Regions from separate parts of the Mus musculus genome. Here region 2 is linked to region 1. The links are chromatin contacts, found by Hi-C or POLR2A ChIA-PET in ENCODE. All regions are on one chromosome and are shown on one strand. Each heading gives the region's core, a stretch centred on a gene start or an enhancer-like site at or near the end of the contact. The rest is flanking DNA. Distances are from core to core; before and after follow the strand shown.

Evidence for each region. A loop is a pair of places that touch in the nucleus more often than their neighbours do. ChIA-PET counts read pairs that join two places held with the same protein, here RNA polymerase II (POLR2A).
Region 2: a map of CH12.LX shows a loop between it and region 1 (2.5-fold over the local background). The contact joins the promoter of Cacnb3 here to the promoter of 9330020H09Rik in region 1. A Hi-C loop is called at or near these places in 1 of 37 maps with a recorded cell type or tissue (CH12.LX). POLR2A ChIA-PET finds 5 or more read pairs at or near these places in 2 of 5 experiments (Patski and embryonic stem cell).

What each region holds. Positions count from the first base shown.
Region 1 is chr15:98,564,881-98,569,274 of GRCm38, reverse strand. 9330020H09Rik (RIKEN cDNA 9330020H09 gene) reads right to left here and starts at 1,951. Exons shown (of 2, transcript NR_028442.1): 1 at 1,750-1,951; 2 at 1-1,636. It overlaps Ccnt1 (cyclin T1), which reads left to right and starts at 1,539. Exons shown (of 9, transcript NM_009833.2): 1 at 1,539-1,799; 2 at 4,147-4,228. The coding sequence starts at 1,639.
Region 2 is chr15:98,632,846-98,637,446 of GRCm38, reverse strand. Cacnb3 (calcium channel, voltage-dependent, beta 3 subunit) reads right to left here and starts at 2,680. Exons shown (of 13, transcript NM_007581.3): 1 at 2,234-2,680. The coding sequence starts at 2,278.

The DNA.
Region 1 (4,394 bases), core at 702-3,201:
TCACACCAGAGTTGACAGCAGCCTCTCCTACCTGCTAAGCCACCTCGAGGGGACCCTCATTTATGCAGACACATTTCCCAGAGGACTTCTGGCGAAAAAAATAGACCCCAAATCTTCAAGATTGATTGCCAATCCCCTTGCTAGTGGGTGGATACAGTGGGCTCTTGGTAAACAAAAGATCTAGAGTTTGGGATTGTGTGAACATCAATACCGAGTTCAAGGCAGCGACCGAGGCCCGGGGACAGAGACACCCTGGTGCAGCCAGGAGGCTGAGGCGGACATCGGCCCCAGCTTGCTTTTTACAACCTCACAAAGTGGACCTGGGAGTGAGGCCAGAGCACAAATTATCTCTTGATCTCCTTCTTCTGATAATCCTCCCCAATGCAGGACACAAATTATCTCCTGATCTCCTTCGCTTGATAACCTTTCCCTACGGGGTGGGTTTCCTAGAACTACTGACCTGACGCGCAGGGGAGCTTGCATAACCTTGGGCCCTCCCTGACTGGATGTTTGGAATCTGAGCCTGCAAGCTTATCGCCTTCACTGACAAAGAGAAAAGAATGCAAAAGAAAAAAGGCCTCCAGACCTAAACGATAAACGATCGGTGGTGTCCTTGAGCGTGGCGGGGTGGTGGTGCAAGCCTTTAATCCCAGCACTCGGGCAAAACCCGACGCCCCTCTGAGCTCCAGGGATGACAAAAATAAGAAAGGAAAGAGAGAAAAAGACCCCTTTACCCGGGGCTGGAGAGATGGCTCAGCGGGTAGGGGCACTGACTACTCTTCCAGAGGTCCTGAGTTCAATTCTCAGCAACCACATGGTGTCTCACAACCATCTGTAATGGGATCCGATGCCCAATTCTGTTGTCTAAAGACCACTACAGAGTACTCATATACATAAATGAAGATAAATAAATCTTTAAAAAAAGGCCCCTTTACCCCCCCCCCCCAAACACTCAAACGAAGCTCAGTGGCGTTGATTTTATTCCTTCCAGATGATTGGCCGCAGTGAAACGGGAGGAAAGGCTGCTACAAAATAGGAGAGCGGTTTCCAAACGCGCCGGAGTTCTCCATGCCGGAGCTAAGAACCCAGGAACCTTTTAGTGGCTTTCGCGTTTCTGCACGGGGCAGGGCCACTCACTGTCTCGTCCTTTCTCGGTTTTCTGAGAGTCTCGCCTATTTCCCCTGCCACTTTTTCCGTAAGCCCGGTGTTACAAAGGGGCCTCCATCACGCACGTCCTCGGAAACTACCCAGCCAAGCGCAGCGAGCGTTAACTAGAGGCCCGCCGGTGAGGCCCCCTTACCGCAGTTCTCGCGCGGAAAGACGAGACCTTTAAAGAACGACGTCAGATAGTCCCGCCCACCTGGCGGTCACACGACCGGATCCTGCGTCCCGGCCGCCGGTCCGTTCTTAGCCGCGGACTGGCTGTGGATTCGTCTACGGGGTGTCGGAGGGGTCATTCCGGAAGTCGGCGCTGGAATCTTCGGCTTTCTGGGCGGAAGTGTGTCACAACCTCGGTGGTCGCCCCTTGGAGGAAGTTCGTCACGTCGCAGTAGTCTCGGCACGGCGGATGTGTGTCGCCGCTCCGGTGACGCTGGGAAGTGCTCGCAGCCCCCGCCGCTGCCTCTTGGTTGAAGCACTATGGAGGGAGAGAGGAAGAACAACAACAAGCGGTGGTATTTTACTCGCGAGCAGCTGGAGAACAGCCCGTCGCGTCGCTTTGGCGTGGACTCCGATAAAGAACTCTCTTACCGCCAGCAGGCGGCCAATCTCCTCCAGGACATGGGACAACGTCTGAACGTGTATCCTTTCGGCCTAGGCCATCGGCCTCGGAGTGCGTCCGGCCATGCTTCGACGTCCGGGCCGGCGACGCTGGTGGGGACAGAAGCGGGTGGGGTGGTGGCAGGAGCTGGGCGTCTAAGTTGGGAGAACCCACAATGGCGCTCGCTGGCCGAGCCACTGTTCGCGCGAGGGAAGTGAGGCGGAGTCAATTTCCCGCTCGCTCACCGGTGCCACCGGCCGGGCTGCCGACTCGTACCTCTCCTGTCTTTGTGTTTTCGCTGCTCCTTCCCAGCCCCCGTCCTCTGGATTCTGCCCTGTTTTAGTGGCTTTTGAGAGTCTTCTTTCTGCTGTGACCTAAGGCTCCGTTTAGGACGTTTCGCTATCGACTCTGCCTCCCCAAAGTGTATAAAAAGGGTTTCGGGAAATTCTGTACGCAAAGGACTTATGAAGGTGGTCTGGAATTGCTGCCCCAGTTTTGGTTCCAAGCCCGTTTCTCTCACTAGCTGGCTAACCTGTCAGATTCTCGTTTAAAACAAAATGTCCCAATGTCTGCCACCACGCTTGATATTCAAACGTTCTAGTAGCTGTTTCATGGAATTTAAGAGGAAAAAAAGATGTCAACTTAGGTTTGGGGGGAGGGGATATACAAGTTGGTATGCTTAAAGTAGTTTTCAGAATATTAAGTCCTTGCTTCTTTGGGCACTAGTGATAGTTTATTCATTAGGTTTCAAAATTTAGAGGTAATGTAGTTTAGTGATTTCCCCCCTCCCAGTTTTTCTTATGAAAATACAGTCTTGTGGCAAAACTAATAGTTTTAAAGTTCTTTCCGTTGTCCATATATATATATATTTTTTTTCTTTTTCTTTTTTTTATTTTACTTCCACTTATGTAGCATTTATTTAAGAGTGATGCTGAGGGCTAGGCCTGGTGTCCTGTGCCTTTGATCTGAGCTTTGGAGAAGTAGAAGCAGGCCAGAATTTCCATGTAAGACCCTGTCTCCAAGAAAGAAAAAAAAGTGCAGAGTTTAGGTCTCTAGTGTTTTTAAGTCTGAAGGTTGTATGTTGTATAGGTGTTCTCTTTATTGCCAGTTGTCTCCTATTGAAATCCAGTTTCCCAAGCATTTGGTCAGTGCACGATCAAACCTCTCTGAGTTTCTGTCTGTGTTTACGGCACCTTTTAAATGTGTGTTTAAGCTTGCCGCCATCATATTGTCACTTCTATGCAGACTGTTGCTGAGGTCTGTGGGAATAAGTACTCTTACGTTTTGGGGAGGTTGGAATGGTACCCGTACAAAGGAAGGCAGGGGTTTATTTTCAGTGGATGACTATCAAATGGTTTCAAAGGTTTTATACTTCAGAGGTCATGTAATATTTCCTGAAGGAATCAGAACTAAGCAGGGTGTGGTGGTGCGTACCTTGAATCCCATTGCTCAGGATGGGGAGGTGAGCAGATCTCTACTTCTGATGCCAGCCTGGTCTACACAGCACGTTTTAGGACAGTCAAGGATTCATAGAAAAACCCTGCCTTGAACACTGCCCACCCACCTCCTCACCTCCCCCACGCCCCCCCCCAAAAGAAAGTAGAACTGGAAAACTTAATTATTGAAGTTTAAGAAGGTGAGAGAGAGAAAAGTTCCAAGAGCCTAGTAAGGGAAGGCCTGGTAAATATCCTTAAAAAGTTATTTTTTGTGGGGCTAGAGAGATGGCTCAGCAGTTACAAGCACTTACTGTTTAGGCAGGGCCTATATGGCAGCCCACAGTCGTCTATAGCTGCAGTTGTAGGGTAATCTCATGCCCTCTTCTGACCTCTGTGGGCACCAGACATGCCCTTGGTGCACATACATAGAATCAGGCAAATGCTGATACACTTTAAAATTTTAAAGTTATTCTTGGCCTGACAGAATGGCCCAGCGGGTAAAGGCACTTCTCGTCAAGCCTGGTAGCCTGAATTCCATCCCTGGGACTCGGGTGGGAAGATAACCGACTCCTGCAAGTTGCCCTCTGACCACCATACTCATGCTATGGCCAAAAGTAAATGTGATGAAGTTGTCCTGAGCTAAAGGATCGTCTTTGCAGAAGGCAAGTGACAGGACAGGAAGCCTGAGGTCGTATGCAGCTTTGTTTGTACTGATTTACAACTTGCTACTTGTTTTGTTTATTCAGTCAGTAAGTTCATATTAAGTACCCGTTAGGTAGAGCACATGTTGTCAATTGGCAGTTAATTTCATTAGAGAAGGAAACGAATCTGCTGTTGGGTTGGAAGAGTTAAGTTTTACTCCCCTGTGGGATCATCTGTTTAGCTTGGCCATTTGTTACTTTGGGGGGAGATTATATTGTCTGCTTCTGAACCTTAACTCGAGCACTTCAGCTCACAACTGACGATCAATACTGCTATAGTATACATGCACCGATTCTACATGATTCAGTCTTTTACACAGTTTCATCGATATGTAAGTATAATTTTCTATGGTGAAATCCCTTTGGGTTTGAGTGTAGCTGCCTACTTTATGATTGGTCGTTGTTATTGAACTATGATTTTAATTTTAGAATTTAGGGCTCGTTATTTTAAAGTTAGAAAAGAAACCATGATTTAAATATAGCTTTCCGAGTAAGAAG
Region 2 (4,601 bases), core at 1,431-3,930, 67 kb before region 1:
GTCAACCAGGCCTACAGCCCAGCCCTTCCGGTGTGCAAGAGGGCTGGTCAGCTAGGTGTTTGGCAGCCCTGGAATCTGAGCTAAAGACTGTGTCTATTGTAAACCAAATGTCTTGAGGCAGCCCCAGAACTGGGTAGCGGTTTGGGGAGGCCTTTTGTTTTGCAGAAGTACAGGCCAGTCTGCTGCCCCCCTCTCTCCAACCATGGGAGAACAAGACCTTGACATGGGGTGAGGGACCTCACTCCCAGAATGTAAACGCTAGCTGTGAGGTGTGGCTGGCAGAAGATAGAGATAGATAGATAGAGACCAGCAGGTGAAAAGGGCCTTGGAGGATGACCACCTACGATCAGATACTTCCTCAGTACCCAGCAGGTATTGGGAGAAGTGTAGCTTCCACCTCCCCAGATCCAAGCTCTCAGTCCAATTTAGTCCTTAATGCCTTTGGGGTATCTAGGCTAGGTGAGCTCTTAACCCTAGAGATTGACAGGGTCTCTCCTTAAATTCTTTAATGGGTTGTGATCTGAATGGAAGCCACTTTCCATAATTCCCATGTCCTGGGGGGTTGCATACGCTGGTCTGGTACCAGTTAGAAAGTAGGTAGCATTCTACCCTGCAGAATGGCAGGCTCTTACTTCCCCACCCATTATGCCCCCAAAGCCAGAGCGTCTCAGTACTCTGGAGCTGCTGGAGTTGGCACAGTGCCCTAGTGGTGCCCCCCTTGCCTGGTGAGTGTGTGGGCAGGCTGCAGCTCCTCTCTTGCCTGGCACAGGGGAAGAAGAGGAGGGAGATGAGCCCAGTGGATTTATTTAGAGCCTGATCTCCCTCCTACTGCTTCAGAGGGGGCCTCGGGGAGAGCAAGGAGCTGGCGGGAGGAAGGGAAGTTGGGGGGGAAGAGATCTAAGAACCGGGGAAGGTCAGGAGGGAGCAATGGGTCAGCAGGCCGCCCTCAAATAACATCCAGGTATCAGTCTCCTGCATCAGCCCCGGCTTCTCACCAGGGATGAGAAGGTAGCTCCTCGGGCCCTGCAGCCCCGCAGAGAGGTCTCTCCTCCAGCTTATTCTGACTCCCAGGGCTATGCCAACTGTCCCTTCAACTGTCAGAAAGAGGTGCCCACCAGAGCCTTCAGAACCACCTCTCTGCTCTCCCTTGCAACGTAATTAGCCCCAGAGCCCCATGGAAAATTGGGTCCTGAAGGAGCCTGGTCCCAGAATCAACTGACTGACACATGCCTGCTCTGAGGCTCACCACTCCTCTTTCCTGGGCCGGAGATAAAAGGCTCGATTTAATCCTGTCAGGGGACCCTTTCAAGCCCTGTTAGTGGTCCTTTCCCATATCGAGTGGGATGTCTAAGGGGAGACTGGTGACTCCATGAGGCTCTGACACTGACCCCCCCCCCCAACTCTTGTCCCATCTTTCCAGGCAGTCTTTCTGCTCTCTGAGCTCCGGGAATCACTGTCTAATGAGCTGATTTGTCTCAGTGGGTCAGGAGATAAAAGCAAAGAGAAGAATTAAATATTTATTGGTTGCCTGGTTCTCGGAGCAAAGAGCTTCCTTCCCATCCCCATGCCCCTGAGCTCCCCTGGCCTCACCTCCAGGCCCTCCTCTGCAGGGGGCTAGACTGAACACAGTCTGATGGCCCACCCCTGTGGTTGGTGGCCTTTCCAAGAAGCTGAGCTAGAGGCAGTGGTGAGTGAGAGCAGTCAAGGCCATGCGCAGGGGGGGTGGGCAGAGAGGAAAAAGAGACCAAGTTCTAGAATTCCTGTCTGCAGAGGCTGGTACGCGAGTCGCTAATGTTCTTCCAGCTCCCTAATTTGTCATTTACTTGAGGCACAAGTCCGGAGTGTCTCCCCCGGAGCTCAGCTTTCCCTGTTGTGTTCAGACCCCATGAACCCAGGATACGGAACTCCAAATGTTCCATGTTCGCTCTAAAAACCTCGGTGTCGGGGCCTTCTGTCCTCCCCTCCTCAGCCTCCTATGTCCTGAGCTTTGGGGCCACCTGCTCGAGCCTTCCCCCTACAGCGTCCCTGTGCACACACCGGAGTACCTGGGATACCTGGCTATGAGAGACCATCTTCCCACTTTCCTAGAGAGCCCCCCGCCGGCTTACGCGCGCTGCCCCGCTCGCTGCCAAGGCGTTTTTCAAAGTGCAGAACTGGGGGAAGGGTTGAAGAGAGAGAGGTGTCATCCCAACTCCCCCACCCCCACCCCCCACCCTCCCCCGCGGGCACTCACCGCCTCCGAGTCCTCAAACCCGGGCACGTAGGAGTCGTCATACATGGGGGAGTCCGGGGTGGGTGGGGGGAGCGAGCGGCGCCGGGGGCGAGGACGGCGGGCCGCGCCCGAGATGCCACCGAGCCGCGCAGCCCTGCGGGCGGCGGCGGCGGAGAGCGCGAGCGCGAAGGAAGGAGCGAGCCGCGAAGACCAGCTGCTCGCAGCTCAGATCACCGCTCCCCTCCCCACCCCCCAGCCCAGCCGGTCCCACCCCGAGCGCGCCAGCGCGGCTGAGGAATCTGCCGCCGGCTCCCACAACAATAGTGCCCGCCCACCTGACCCCCTCCCGGGAAGACGCGGGCGGCGGGGGCGCGGCAGCCAGGGGGGACCCGCCGGGGCCGCGGAACCGGGCGCACGCGAGTCGGGAAGGTGGGTCCCCGGCACCTCCGGGGCCGGGGCGGCGGGGAAGAAGGGCGGAGAGGCTGCAGGCGGGGCGGATCCCGGCGGGGAGGAGGCGGGGCGAGGAGAGATGCAGAGACAGGGACTCTCGCAACCCAGGAACTGCTCCGCCGGGAAACAAAGGGCTGGCGCGGGGGAGGGGAAGGGGAGAGACGCCGCAACCAGACGCGAGCCCGGTGGAGAATCGAGAGGGTGCGGGCGGCGGGGAGGATGGCTGGAGAGAGAGGAGGACTGGAGGCAGGGAGAACGCGGAGACAGGAAAATGGAGATCTAAAGGAGGACGGACAGCAGATGGGGAAGAGGTCTCAGGTGATCCGGCAATGTCAGCTCTCTGCAAGTCCTGGAGACACCCAAAGCAAACCCCGCAGTGGTACTAGGGAGAAATGGTTTTGAGCTCCCAGACCCGTGCCATGAAAGCAGCTCCTGCCCCAACAGGTGCCCGGCCCTCTCCGTTCCGGGCTGCGGTAAAGGGCCGACCCTTAAGAAGGGGGAAGTTCGGGGACGGTGGCTAGGCCTCCCCACACCTGTTGCACGGGCAGATTTTATCCAAGTTAAGCCGGGATGGAGATTCTCTTCTTCACTTCCCTGCCAAGGATTGTGCCAGACATTGCCAAAGCATCCGCGGGAACTGGGGCAGAAAGGGGCTGTTTTAGGTGAGCTTAAAGGGTGGAGCAAAGGTGCGATCCTGACGCTGAGGTTGGGAAGGAAGAAGGGTAAAGCCTACCGCTTTGCAAAAGACCAGAATTACGTACGGTGTGCAGGATGCTGGTTCTAATCATCCAGCACCAGTCAGCGCCCTCCACCCCCACCCCGCCATTCGAGGAAAGAGTCGCAATCTCTGAAGAGATCTTCTAAAAGCTGTCATCATTTGAGCTCGCTCCCTTTTTACATCCCTCCCCCCCCCCCCCCGACCAAAATTTTCCTTTTGCATTTTAACCTCCTGCTTGGGCATCCCAAGAGGATGTGAGGCAGACACCAGCCGTGCTTGGTGTCTCGCTTTCTCAACTCAGCCCTTTGCCACTTCTAGCTCCTGAAACCCCGGAGGGTGTAAGTTCAGGACACTTGCCCACCCTTCCGGTTACAATTGGGAAGGGTTCAAGAGATCTATAGAAGGTTCTGTGCGGTAGAAAGGAGAGGAAGACCACCCACCCAAGCCAACTGGCTTCCCACCTATATCTTATCTTCCTGTTCCCTCGGTAAGAAAAAGATGGGGGGGGGGGCTCATCTAATGACACCCTAGTCTGTCTCCTGACTGAAGGACCGGCAGGCAACTTTATTGGAGCCCTTGTGTCTGAGGGCACCAGCTGCAACTGGGGGAGGCAGCTTCCACTGCTCCAACCCAGTGTGTTTGAGGGTTAGTTCGATATCTTCTGTGTCCCCAAGTACTGCCTTGTCCTGTACCATCCTTTTCCTTTGTCTCCTTAGTCCCCTCTCTCCTCCCAGAGGGTGGAGAAGTGTCAAAGAGTAAGACCCTTCTGGCTCTCTTCTCCTGGAAGAGGGTCCCGTCTGGAATCTCCTCCCCTGGCCTCTCTAATTTTGGGACTGTCCACCCACCCATGGGGATCCCTGGACTGTTAGGCAGCAGATTTGCTATCAGCCTCACGGGGACCTTGTTGTCCTCATCCCCAGCTGGGACAATGGTGTCTAAGTCGGCCTCTGAGAAATTCGTTGCCATGCCAACCACCTCCTCCTGGAGATGGGTTCCAGTTCCTCATACCTACAGGCATCCCCTGGGTCCTGCAGGCACTTGATCTCCCCTCTCTCCTCCTATACCTCTGAGCTGCCACAGAATGTCCACTTCCTTTCTCACTAGAGCCACACCTGCCTATGCCAGTTCTCCTGCTAATCCAGCTGTGGAAGCAAGATCAAAGAGGAAAGCCTTAAAAGACCAGGTGTGGAAGCGGAGAACCTCTAGAAAACTAACTGGGCA